4 separate regions of the Homo sapiens genome follow, and all the other regions are linked to region 3. The links are chromatin loops, found by intact Hi-C in ENCODE. Cell type or tissue: K562. All regions are shown on one strand.

Region 1 (2,500 bases), 83 kb before region 3:
TATGTCCTTCAATAAATCTTTTGTACATGTAATCCCATCTCAGTGTCTGCTTCTTGGAGGATCTGAACTGATACAAAGATGCACTAGACGGTGTAATGTTTCTGGCATTTGAGGAGAAATAGTAACTATAAGGACTATGGAACTGGGGTGGCTATCACTAAACTCCACTGATGGTTGAAGAGATAAAATAACAGGCTCAAATCCATTAATTTGTAATTTATTTATTTATTTTTTTTGAGATGGAGTCTCGCTCTGTCACCCAGGCTGGAGTCCAGTGGCATGATCTCGGCTCACTGCAAGCTCTGCCTCCGGGGTTCACGCCATTCTCCTGCCTCAGCCTCCCGAGTGGCTGGGACTACAGGTGCCCGCCACCACGCCCGGATAATTTTTTGCATTTTTAGTAAATACAGGGTTTCACCGTGTTAGCCAAGATGGTCTCGATCTCCTGACCTCGTGATCCACCCGCCTCGGCCTCCCAAAGTGCTGGGATTACAGGCGTGAGCCACCATGCCTAGCCTAATTTGTAATTTAAAGCAAAGTGATCAAGTTAGAGAACCTCCTTAAGGGCTTTAAAGAAACTCTCATTTCCCCTGGCTAAAGTGCAGAGGGAGCTGAAAACCAGGCACAGGACTAATTTTAAGACTGGCAAAACTCCAGAGAAAGTTGAATTCTTAGTCTAGGCAAATATTCTATGCCAAAGTCAGGGCCCTGACAGAGAAGAAAAAGGGTGCTGAGTCTGGGATGGGGGTATCTGGATAGACCCACTTGAGAACCTTGAATCCCCAGATTATCCTGTATCCTCTGGGCAGTGGCAAATGGCTCAGCTTGTTGGTCAAGGCCCTGGAAGATGCAAGACAGCAAGGACAAGGAGGTCTAGGAAAGAGGCATGTGTTTGAACCTATGGGAGTAGGCACTAAGTATAATGATCTTTTCATTACATGGAAACCGGAAAATGTCCACTGCAGAAGATGCACTGAACAACCAAGTGGAAAGGATGATTTGGCCAGCAGATGTCAGCCAGCCTCTGACATTGGCCCACACAGTGCTTAAACAATGGACTCACAAACAGAATGGCTTTGTTGGTAGAGATGGAAGTTACGTATGAGCCAAATAGCATGGGCTCTCTCTCATCAATGCTCATCTAGCTGCTGCCAATATCAAACGTCTGACCTGCCAGCAACAGAGACCATTCCTGAGCTCTGGGTAAGGAATCATCCCTTGAGGAAACCAACCCCCTATTTTGTGGCAATTTAATAACATCGGACCCTTTCTGCCCTGAAAAAGGTGACATTTCATCCTTAATGGGACTGATCCATATTCTGAGTATAGGTTTGCCTTTCTTGCCCATTGTACTTCAGCCAGCACTACTATCCAAGGGCTAAGAGCATTCAGTCTACTGATGTGGAATCTCACATAATATCACCTCAAACCAAGGGACACACTTTACAGCAAAGGAAGTATGATAGCATTCGTATGACCATATAATTCAGTAATTTTACCACATACTACACTATCTGGAAAGCTGATGGCCTGACAGAATAGTGGAACAGTGTCTTAAACGTAAGGCCCCAGTTGGAACTGGATGGCCTATGAAAATGAGTTCTACCTTTAGGATGGGGTGTACACCTTAAACCGATGCCCATGATATGGTGCTATGTTCCCGATAGAAAGCATAGGTCTCAGAACCATGAGATGAAAGTATAGGTGTCACCACGAACCATGATCCCCAGTGATCCACTTTAGGGAATTATGCTTCCCTTCCAGACAACTGTAGGCTCTGTGGGTATAGATACTCTGGTTGCCAGAGATATTCTGATGGCATGCTTCCATCAGAAGGCACATTAAGAGGCCCTTGACACTTAATGTTCTGACTACCATCTGGTCACTTGAGCTTCTCATGTCAATAGATCAGCAGGCAAAGAAAGCAGGGTATCATAAGGCTATATAGATGCTGCTATATAACAGGGACAGAAAGAAATATATTTAGGACTCAGATGATCCATTAGGGCATATCTTGGTACTCCCATGCCCAGTTTTAACTGTAAATGGGGAAGTATAGCAGCCATGGCCTGGTAAGGGCATGATTACTAGAGTCTCACACTTCTCAAGGATGAGGAACTGGGTCATCCCACCAAGTAAGTCATCTAAACCAGAGGAGGTACTAGCTGAGGTGAGGGAACTCTAGAATGGATAGTAAAGGAAGGAGATGTTGAATATCAGTTATGTCCTTGGAACCAAATGTAGCAATGAGAGTTTCCATTTGTCCCACTAATCTTTCTCCTATAAGTTTTCCTAGAAATTGCGACCAACTAGAATCCTATAGAAGCTATAGCTGGGTGGAGTAAATTTAATGTGACAAACAAGTAGATCCTACTAGTGCAAGGGGTGAACTGTAGTAGATGTTGCTGGTGCCCCACTCAGACCTCATTTGCAAACTGTTATGAATGTTGACTGCTAAATAGCTCATAGTTACCCCTTTCTCCAGAGAGTGCCCTCAGCG
Region 2 (2,500 bases), 260 kb before region 3:
TTAATTTTTATTTATTTATTTTTTTGAGACGGAGTCTCAATCGCCCAGCCAGGCTGGAGTGCAATGGCGCAATCTCTGCTCACTGCAACCTACGCCCCCCGGGTTCAAACGATTCTCCTGCCTCAGCCTCCCAAGTAGCTGGGTTTACAGGTGCCTGCCACTTCACCTGGCTATTTTTTTTTTTTTTTGTATTTTTAGTAAACACGGGGTCTCCCCATCTTGGCCAGGCTGGTCTTGAACTGCTGACCTCGCGATCCACCCTCCTCAGCTTCCCAAAGTGCTGGGATTACAGTCATGAGCCACCTTGCCTGGCCAATTTTTAAATTTTTTGCCGATTTGAGGTCTCACTATATTGCCCAGGCTGGCCAACCTTTTTTTTATTCTTTTTTTTGGTGAGATGGAGTCTCCCTCTGTTGCCCAGGCTGGGGTGCAGTGGTGCAATCTCGGCTCACTGCAAGCTCCGCCTCCTGGGTTCACACCATCCTCCTGCCTCAGCCTCCTGAGTAGCTGGGACTACAGGCGCCCGCCACCATGCCTGGCTAATTTCTTTCTTTCTTTTTTTTTTTTTTGTATTTTTAGTAGAGATGGGGTTTCACCATGTTAGCCAGGATGATCTCAATCTCCTGACCTCATGATCCACCTGCCTTGGCCTCCCAGTGCTGGGATTACAGGCGTGAGCCACCGCGCCCGGCCTTTTTTTTTTTTTTTTTGTGGAGACAGAGTCTCTCTCTGTTGCCCAGCCGAGAATGCAGTGGCTTGATCTCGGCTCACTGCTGCAACCTCCGCCTCCCAGGTTTAAGCGATTCTCCTGCCTCAGCCTCCTGAGTAGCTGGGATTACAGGCATGCACCATCATGCCCAGGTAATTTTTTTGTATTTTTAGTAGAGATGGGGTTTCACCATGTTGATCAGGCTGGTCTTGAACTCCTGACCTCAAGTGATCCAACTACCTTGGCCTCCCAAAGTGCTGGGATTACAGGCGTGAGCCACTGCACCTGGCCCCATTCGTTTTTACATTCTGATGATTATACTTTTCTCACTTTCCTGGTTTGATGACCTCAACAGTTTTGAGGAATACCAGTCAGGGATTTTTCGTTTGGGGATTGGTCAGGTGTTTTCTGATGATGATTAGACTGAGGTTGTGTATTTTGAGAGGAAGACCACAAAGGTAAAATGCCATTTTCATCACTTCAGATCAAGGGCCCATGCTTTCAAGATGACGCCCCCTGGCTGAGGTAGCATGTCAGGTCTCCACAGTGACGGGCACTTTCCCATCCCTACTGTATGTACTCTTTGGAACATTGCACAGCCCACAGAGGAGGTGAGTCTCCACCTCCTGAGGCAGTGTCCATGTAAATTACTTGGAATTCTGCATGGAAGATTTGTAGTCACCCCCATTTATTTATTTGTTTATGTCAGCGTGGACTTATGGATATTTATACTTTGGATTCTAGTCCAATACTGCTTTATTTTGTTGCTCACATTCTTCGGCTGTTGTGGCTTTTTCAGTTGGCTCCTGTGTTCCTTTCACATAACCACATCTTTGATTGCTGTTTTTGAGCCCTTCCTTTCTGGTGCTTTGGTATTCTTCAGGCACGTACTGTACGTTTTCTGTCCCATCTCTAGAATCAGCCATTTCTCCAAGGAGCCCTTTTTTACTGGAGAATGGCATTAGAAACCTAACACTGGAAGCCAAGTGTGTTCATTGCCTTCTGAGCTGACAGTACAAGGAAATGCATGTGTGTAGTGACCAGTGTATATACACATCACAGTCAGCAGTTTTTCTTTTTTCCTTTTCTTGAAACAGGCTCTCGCTGCGTCGTGCAGGGTGGAGTGCACTGGTGTGATCTTGTCCTGCTGGGTTCAGGTGATCCTCCTGCCTCAGCCTCCAGAGTAGCTGGGACTACAGGCAGGCACCACCATGCCTGGCTAATTTTTAAAATTTTTTGTAGATGTGGGGTCTCACTGTGTTGCCCAGGCTGGTCTCAAACTGCTGGGCTCCTCATCCTCCTGCCTCAGCCTCCTAAAGTGCTGAGATTATAGGCGTGAGTCACTGTGCCTCGCCACTATCAGTGTTTCTATATGAAACCATCCGTACATATGAAGCTAAACATGACTTCATCCTGATATCTCCGGCTCTAATTCATTACCACATGGATTATTCTAGCTTCCTCCCCTTGCTTATCTTAGCTTCTCCCCTTGCTTCCTCTGCTTCCTCCCACTCCAACAGAGAGACCTGGCTTCCACCATCTGCCATCTATATGCAGCATTTTGTTATTCTCAGCAACTGTCATTACTAGAAACTGTTAACTTCCTTCTGTTTCTAAAAAATGGTAGATTATAATACAAACTGCTCTGTAATTGAATATTTCCCTGGGCAGACAACGTATATCAGACATCATTCCTTGCTCGTACACACGTGTACCTTGTCTTTTTCAAAGGCTGCACGGTATTCCATGGTTTGAATGCTCTCTACCTTATTCAGTTCTTGCCTCTTGATG
Region 3 (2,500 bases):
GGGGCTTAATTCCTTTTCCAAAACAAGGAGCAATATTTGGATGAGCACTCACTCACTACATTTCATCACATAAAAACTGCAGAACGCCAGGTTCTGTTGTTAAGCTAATATTTCTGGGAGTCAACCAGTCTGTAAGATGGAGCTGATTGTGAATATGCTAGTGCCGGGTGCAGTGGCTCACTGCTGTAAATCCCAGTTACTTGGGAGGCCAAGGTGGGAGGATCACTTGAAGCCAGGAGTTTGAGGCCAGCCTGGGCAACATAGTGAGACCCTGTTGCTAAAATAAATAAATAAAACCTGAAGAGGAGGGGCTTGGTGGCTCACGCCTGTAATCCCAGCATTGTGGGAGGCTGAGGCAGGTGTATCAACTGATGTCAGGAGTTTGAGACCAGCCTGGCCAACATGGTGAAACCTTGTCTCTACTAAAAATACAAAAATTAGCCAGGCGTGGTGGCTCTTGCCTGTAGTCCCACCTACTCGGGAGGCTGAGGCCTGAGAATCGCTTGAACCCAGGAGGTGGAGGTTGCACTGAGCCGAGATTGCGCCACTGCACTCCAGCCTAGGTGTCAGAGCAAGACTCTGTCTCAAAACAAACAAACAATCAAACAAACAAAAAAACACCTGGAGAAAAAAAAGAACAAGAAAATGCTAAGCCAAATGACATAACCTCTAGAGGCCACTGTTTGCTCACCTGTAAACTGGAGGAGAATAAGATGAGAATTCTGATATTGAGGATCAGAAAGTGCTTCATGAACCATAAAGCAGGTAATGGATTATCGATGCCATGCAGCCCAGACATACAGCAATGTGTTCATACCATTCTGATAGTCTAAATTTAGGATGTGGTGTGACCAAAATTACCGGTTAAGTTTCTTATGCTTCTGAGGCTCTACTTCCTCATCTGTGCACTGTGGCAAGACCTTATTCTGACTATGCGCTGAGGATAAAATAAGGCTCTTTGAAAAAGAGTGACACAGACCACTAACTAATTATTTAAATGTTCTTGTCCAAGGCCAGACAAAAGCAACGCAGATCCATAGAGAATGTTGGTGCATCACTGCCCTCTGCTGGTCAGTAGCAGTACCACCATGGTTTCAGAGAGGAAAGGGTCTTTACAAAGGGATTCCTGGAAAACTGAGGCACAGAGAGGGGAAGAGATTTGCTCAAGGGCACAGAGTTAGCTTTGGACAAAGTGAAGTCCAAATTTGAGATTCCTGATCCCTAGCTCTTTCTAGAGGGAGAAAAATAAGGCTGGAAACTCGTTGATTTTGATTTCACTCTCACTAGGCTCTGCACAGCATTTCTTTCTTTTCTTTTCTTTTCTTTTTTTTTTTTTTTTTGAGACAGAGTCTTGCTCTGTTGCCCAGGCTGGCATGCAGTGGCATGATCTCGGCGCACTGCAACCTCTGCCTCCCAGGTTCAAGCAATTCTCCTGCCTCAGCCTCCCGAGTAGCTGGGATTACAGGCGCCCGCCACCATGCCTGGCTAATTTTTGTATTTTTAGTAGAGATGGGGTTTCACCATATTGGCCAGGCTGGAATTGAACTACTGACCTTGTGATTTGCCCGCCTCAGCCTCCCAAAGTGTTGGGATTACAAGTGTGAGCCACTGTGCCCAGCTCTGCATGGCGTTTCTAAATAGCCTGATTGGAATTTCTCTCTCCTGGTCTTCCTTTGCCACCCAAACTGCTCGGGTTTCTTGTCCTTTTTTTTTTTTTTTTTTTTTTTTTGAGACAGAGTCTCACTGTGTCGCCCAGGCTGGAGTGCAGTGGAGTGATATCAGCTCACTGCAACCTCCGCCTCCTGGGTTCAAGTTATTCTGCCTCAGCCTCCAGAGTAGCTGGGATTACAGGCGTGTGCCACCACGCCTGGTTAATTTTTGTATTTTTAGTAGAGACAGGTTTTTGCCATGTTGGCCAGGCTGGTCTCGAACTCCTGACCTCAAGTGATCCACCCGCCTCGGCCTCCCAAAGTGCTGGAATTACTGGCATGAGCCACTGTGCCTGGCCTTTTGTCCTTTTTTTCATAGCTGGATAACTACTGCGGCCCCATAAGGCCCAAAGTCCTCTTGGGTGCTAGGTGCTTTACGAAAATTATCTTGGATTCTTACAACTACTTTGTAAGTTAGGCCAGGAAACTAAAGCTCAGACAGGTTAAGACACTCGCCGGAGGTCCAACAGCCAATAAAGCACAGAAGCTGGGATCTGAGCACTCACTTGAGACGCCCCCCAAGGCCCACAATCTATTCGCCACCAAAAAACAAAACAAAGCAAAACACTGTGGTAATTTGTGTTGAAGATGATCTATTTAAAATAATCTTGTGTTTTTTGATTGCCCCGAATCATATTTGCTGGGCAGACACACGATGAAGCCATAGTGGAGGGAAGACTTTTTTTTTTGAGACGGAGTTTCACCCTTGTTGCCCAGGCTGGAGTGCAATGGCATGATCTCGGCTCACTGCAACCTCCGCCTCCCGGGTTCAAGCGATTCTCCTGCCTCAG
Region 4 (2,500 bases), 52 kb after region 3:
AATAACATCGGTTTCTAAGTTATGAGTTGATTTTTAGCTACTGGGTGTGAGGCCTCTGAGCCCAAGCCAAGCCATCGCATCCCCTGTGACTTGCACGTATACATCCAGATGGCCTGAAGTAACTGAAGATCCACAAAAGAAGTAAAAATAGCCTTAACTGATGACATTCCACCATTGTGATTTGTTTCTGCCCCACCCTAACTGATCAATGTACTTTGTAATCTCCCCCACCCTTAAGGTACTTTGTAATCTCCCCCAACCTTAAGAAGGTTCTTTGTAATTCTCCCTACCCTTGAGAATGTACTTCGTGAGATCCACCCCTGCCCGCAAAACATTGCTCTTAACTTCACCGCCTATCCCAAAACCTGTAAGAACTAATGATAATCCACCACCCTTTGCTTACTCTCTTTTCGGACTCAGCCCGCCTGCACCCAGGTGAAATAAACAGCCATGTTGCTCACACAAAGCCTGTTTGGTGGTCTCTTCACACACGTTTGGTGGTCTCTTCACACACATGAAACTGGGTTTAGGCCAGGCAGGCCCAGGCCTGGTTTCGGGCCTGGCGCCGGGCTGCCCGTCTTTGGTTTCACTTCCTTGTTGTTTCTTCTTAAAACAGGTACTGAGTATAAAACAATATAAAACAAAATGAGAGGGTCTCTCTCTCCCCCAGTCTCTGGGACAGAGCAGAGAGCAAGAACAAAATCGCTGTGCTCGTGGACTTTACATGCTAGGGCGGAGCAGGTCCTCAGAAAATCATCAAATGTACGTTAAATGTATAAGGTAAATGGTGATGAGTCTAAAGTGAATGGGGGGAATGGAAGAGAACGAAGGTAGGGAGAATGTACATTAAGGGAAAGGGAGGGTTGCAATTTTAGAAAAGGATGTCTGGGCAAGGGCTCCCTGAGAAGATGGCATTTGTACTATAGAAACACAGTATCTATTTTCCAGGCCCGTAATGAAGGTTTAATAAGAAAATGCATGGATTCGTAAAAAATCTTCAATAGGCCCCAAATGGACCTACAAGACCTCGACCCCAATGGATGAGGGAACGCTAACCACAGCAGAACGGTAATCGCGGCGAACGTTGGCACAGACGGAAAGTTGATCTGAACGGAAAGTTGGTCCGGGGGAAACATTAGTTATTGAGGAACGTTAATCCGGAACAAATCTTAGGCAGAAGCGGAACTTAGACCAGGACGCACAGTTACCATGGCAATGACGCGCGCCCTAAGGGCGGTGGCAGCGACGCAGAGAGACCTGGGAGGAGACAGAGGCAGGGCTTGCGACGGAAGTGGCCTCTCTGCTTCTGCAGGGCTGGGGAAGATGCTGCGTCCAGCGTTACCGTGGCTGTACCTTGGCCTCTGCAGCCTCCTGGTGGGGGAGGCAGAGGCCCCGAGCCCCGTGGATCCGCTGGAGCGGAGCCGGCCGTACGCGGTGCTGCGAGGGCAGAACCTGGGTGAGCGGCCCTCGGGCTGGCGGGCGGCGGGTAGTGCCTGAGCTTTCACTGCTCCGGGTGCTGGAGCCGGGCATGTACGGAGCGGACAGGGGATAGAGTGGGGAGATGGGTGAGTGCGGGGGGTGCAGGTGAGGCCCCTCAGGGGGCCCCGAGACTCCCTCTCCAAAAGCCTGGGGCAGAAGGCCTGAACTTTGCCTCTCAGCAAGTGCTCAATATGTGCCAGAACCTTCGCCTCCCAGGTTCAAGCAATTCTCCTGCCTCAGCCTGCCGAGTAGCTGGGATTACAGGCGCACACCACCACACTTGGCTAATTTTTGTATTTTTAGTAGAGATGGGGTTTCACTATGTTGGCCAGGCTGGTCTCAAGCCTGGCATGGTGTCCAGTAAGCTCTCAATATGTACTGCTTGCCCATGAATGAACTGCAATCGGGAGACCTGGGTCTCATTCTGGGTCCTCTCCTCTCTGGCAGTGTGGGCTCAGGCTAGGCAACAAGGCACATCATTTACCCCACCCCTCTTCTTTCCCAGAGGAGCCAGTATTTATTGCAAAAATGATAACAGTTTTTGAGCATTTCCTACATCCCATGTCTTGTGCTACGCACTTTGTATACGCGAATTCATTTGAGCCTTACAATAACTTAATGAGAAACGTACGGTTTGCAGCCCTTTTTTTTTCTTTTACAATAGTGTCTCCTCTGTCACCCAGGCTGGAGTGCTGTGGCACGATCTTGGCTCACTGCAGCCTCGGCCTCCTGGGTTTAAGTGATCCTGCCACCTCAGCATCCCGGGCGAGTAGCTGGGACTACAGGCGTGCACCACCACACCTGGCTCATTTTGTTGTTGTTGTTGTTTACTTTTTGTAGAGGTGGGGGTCTCGAACTCTTGGGCTCAAGCAATCCTCCTGCCTCGGCCTCCCAAAGTGTTGGGATTACAAGTGTGAGCCACCGCACCTGATGTTGCAGCTCTATTTTTCAGATAAGGAAAATGAAACTCAGAGAAGTGAAGTTATTTGCCCAAAGTTACATAGCTAGGAAATGATGAGGC

Evidence for each region. Peaks named below come from ENCODE experiments on the same cell type or tissue, not always from the same donor. Only the 100,000 strongest peaks of a DNase experiment are listed, where the experiment ranks them.
Region 1: it touches region 3 in a loop (10-fold over the local background); 23 of 110 quality-filtered maps call a loop at or near these places.
Region 2: a loop joins it to region 3, with 3 times the contacts of the local background. A loop is called at or near these places in 7 of 110 quality-filtered maps.
Region 4: it touches region 3 in a loop (4-fold over the local background); 8 of 110 quality-filtered maps call a loop at or near these places.

What each region holds. Positions count from the first base shown.
Region 1 is chr12:110,182,086-110,184,585 of GRCh38, reverse strand. The region is part of intron 12 of IFT81 (intraflagellar transport 81); the gene reads right to left. Among named protein-coding and RNA genes, the nearest start is that of IFT81, 59 kb to the right of the region's middle. In K562, a CTCF peak has its summit at 1,003 (motif pointing right); no DNase peak of the experiment used is centred here.
Region 2 is chr12:110,353,991-110,356,490 of GRCh38, reverse strand. No RefSeq gene overlaps it. Among named protein-coding and RNA genes, the nearest start is that of ANAPC7, 48 kb to the left of the region's middle. In K562, a CTCF peak has its summit at 1,228; DNase peaks (open chromatin) are centred at 1,250 and 2,180.
Region 3 is chr12:110,098,936-110,101,435 of GRCh38, reverse strand. The region is part of intron 1 of LOC105369976 (a long non-coding RNA gene); the gene reads left to right. Among named protein-coding and RNA genes, the nearest start is that of IFT81, 24 kb to the left of the region's middle. In K562, CTCF peaks have their summits at 666 (motif pointing right) and 1,066 (motif pointing left); a DNase peak (open chromatin) is centred at 1,035.
Region 4 is chr12:110,047,319-110,049,818 of GRCh38, reverse strand. C12orf76 (chromosome 12 open reading frame 76) reads left to right here and starts at 1,297. Exons shown (of 2, transcript NM_001389625.1): 1 at 1,297-1,456. The coding sequence starts at 1,324. RefSeq lists an enhancer at 349-608 and a silencer at 1,529-1,588. In K562, a CTCF peak has its summit at 1,365 (motif pointing left); a DNase peak (open chromatin) is centred at 1,248; H3K4me3 peaks cover 1,877 bases.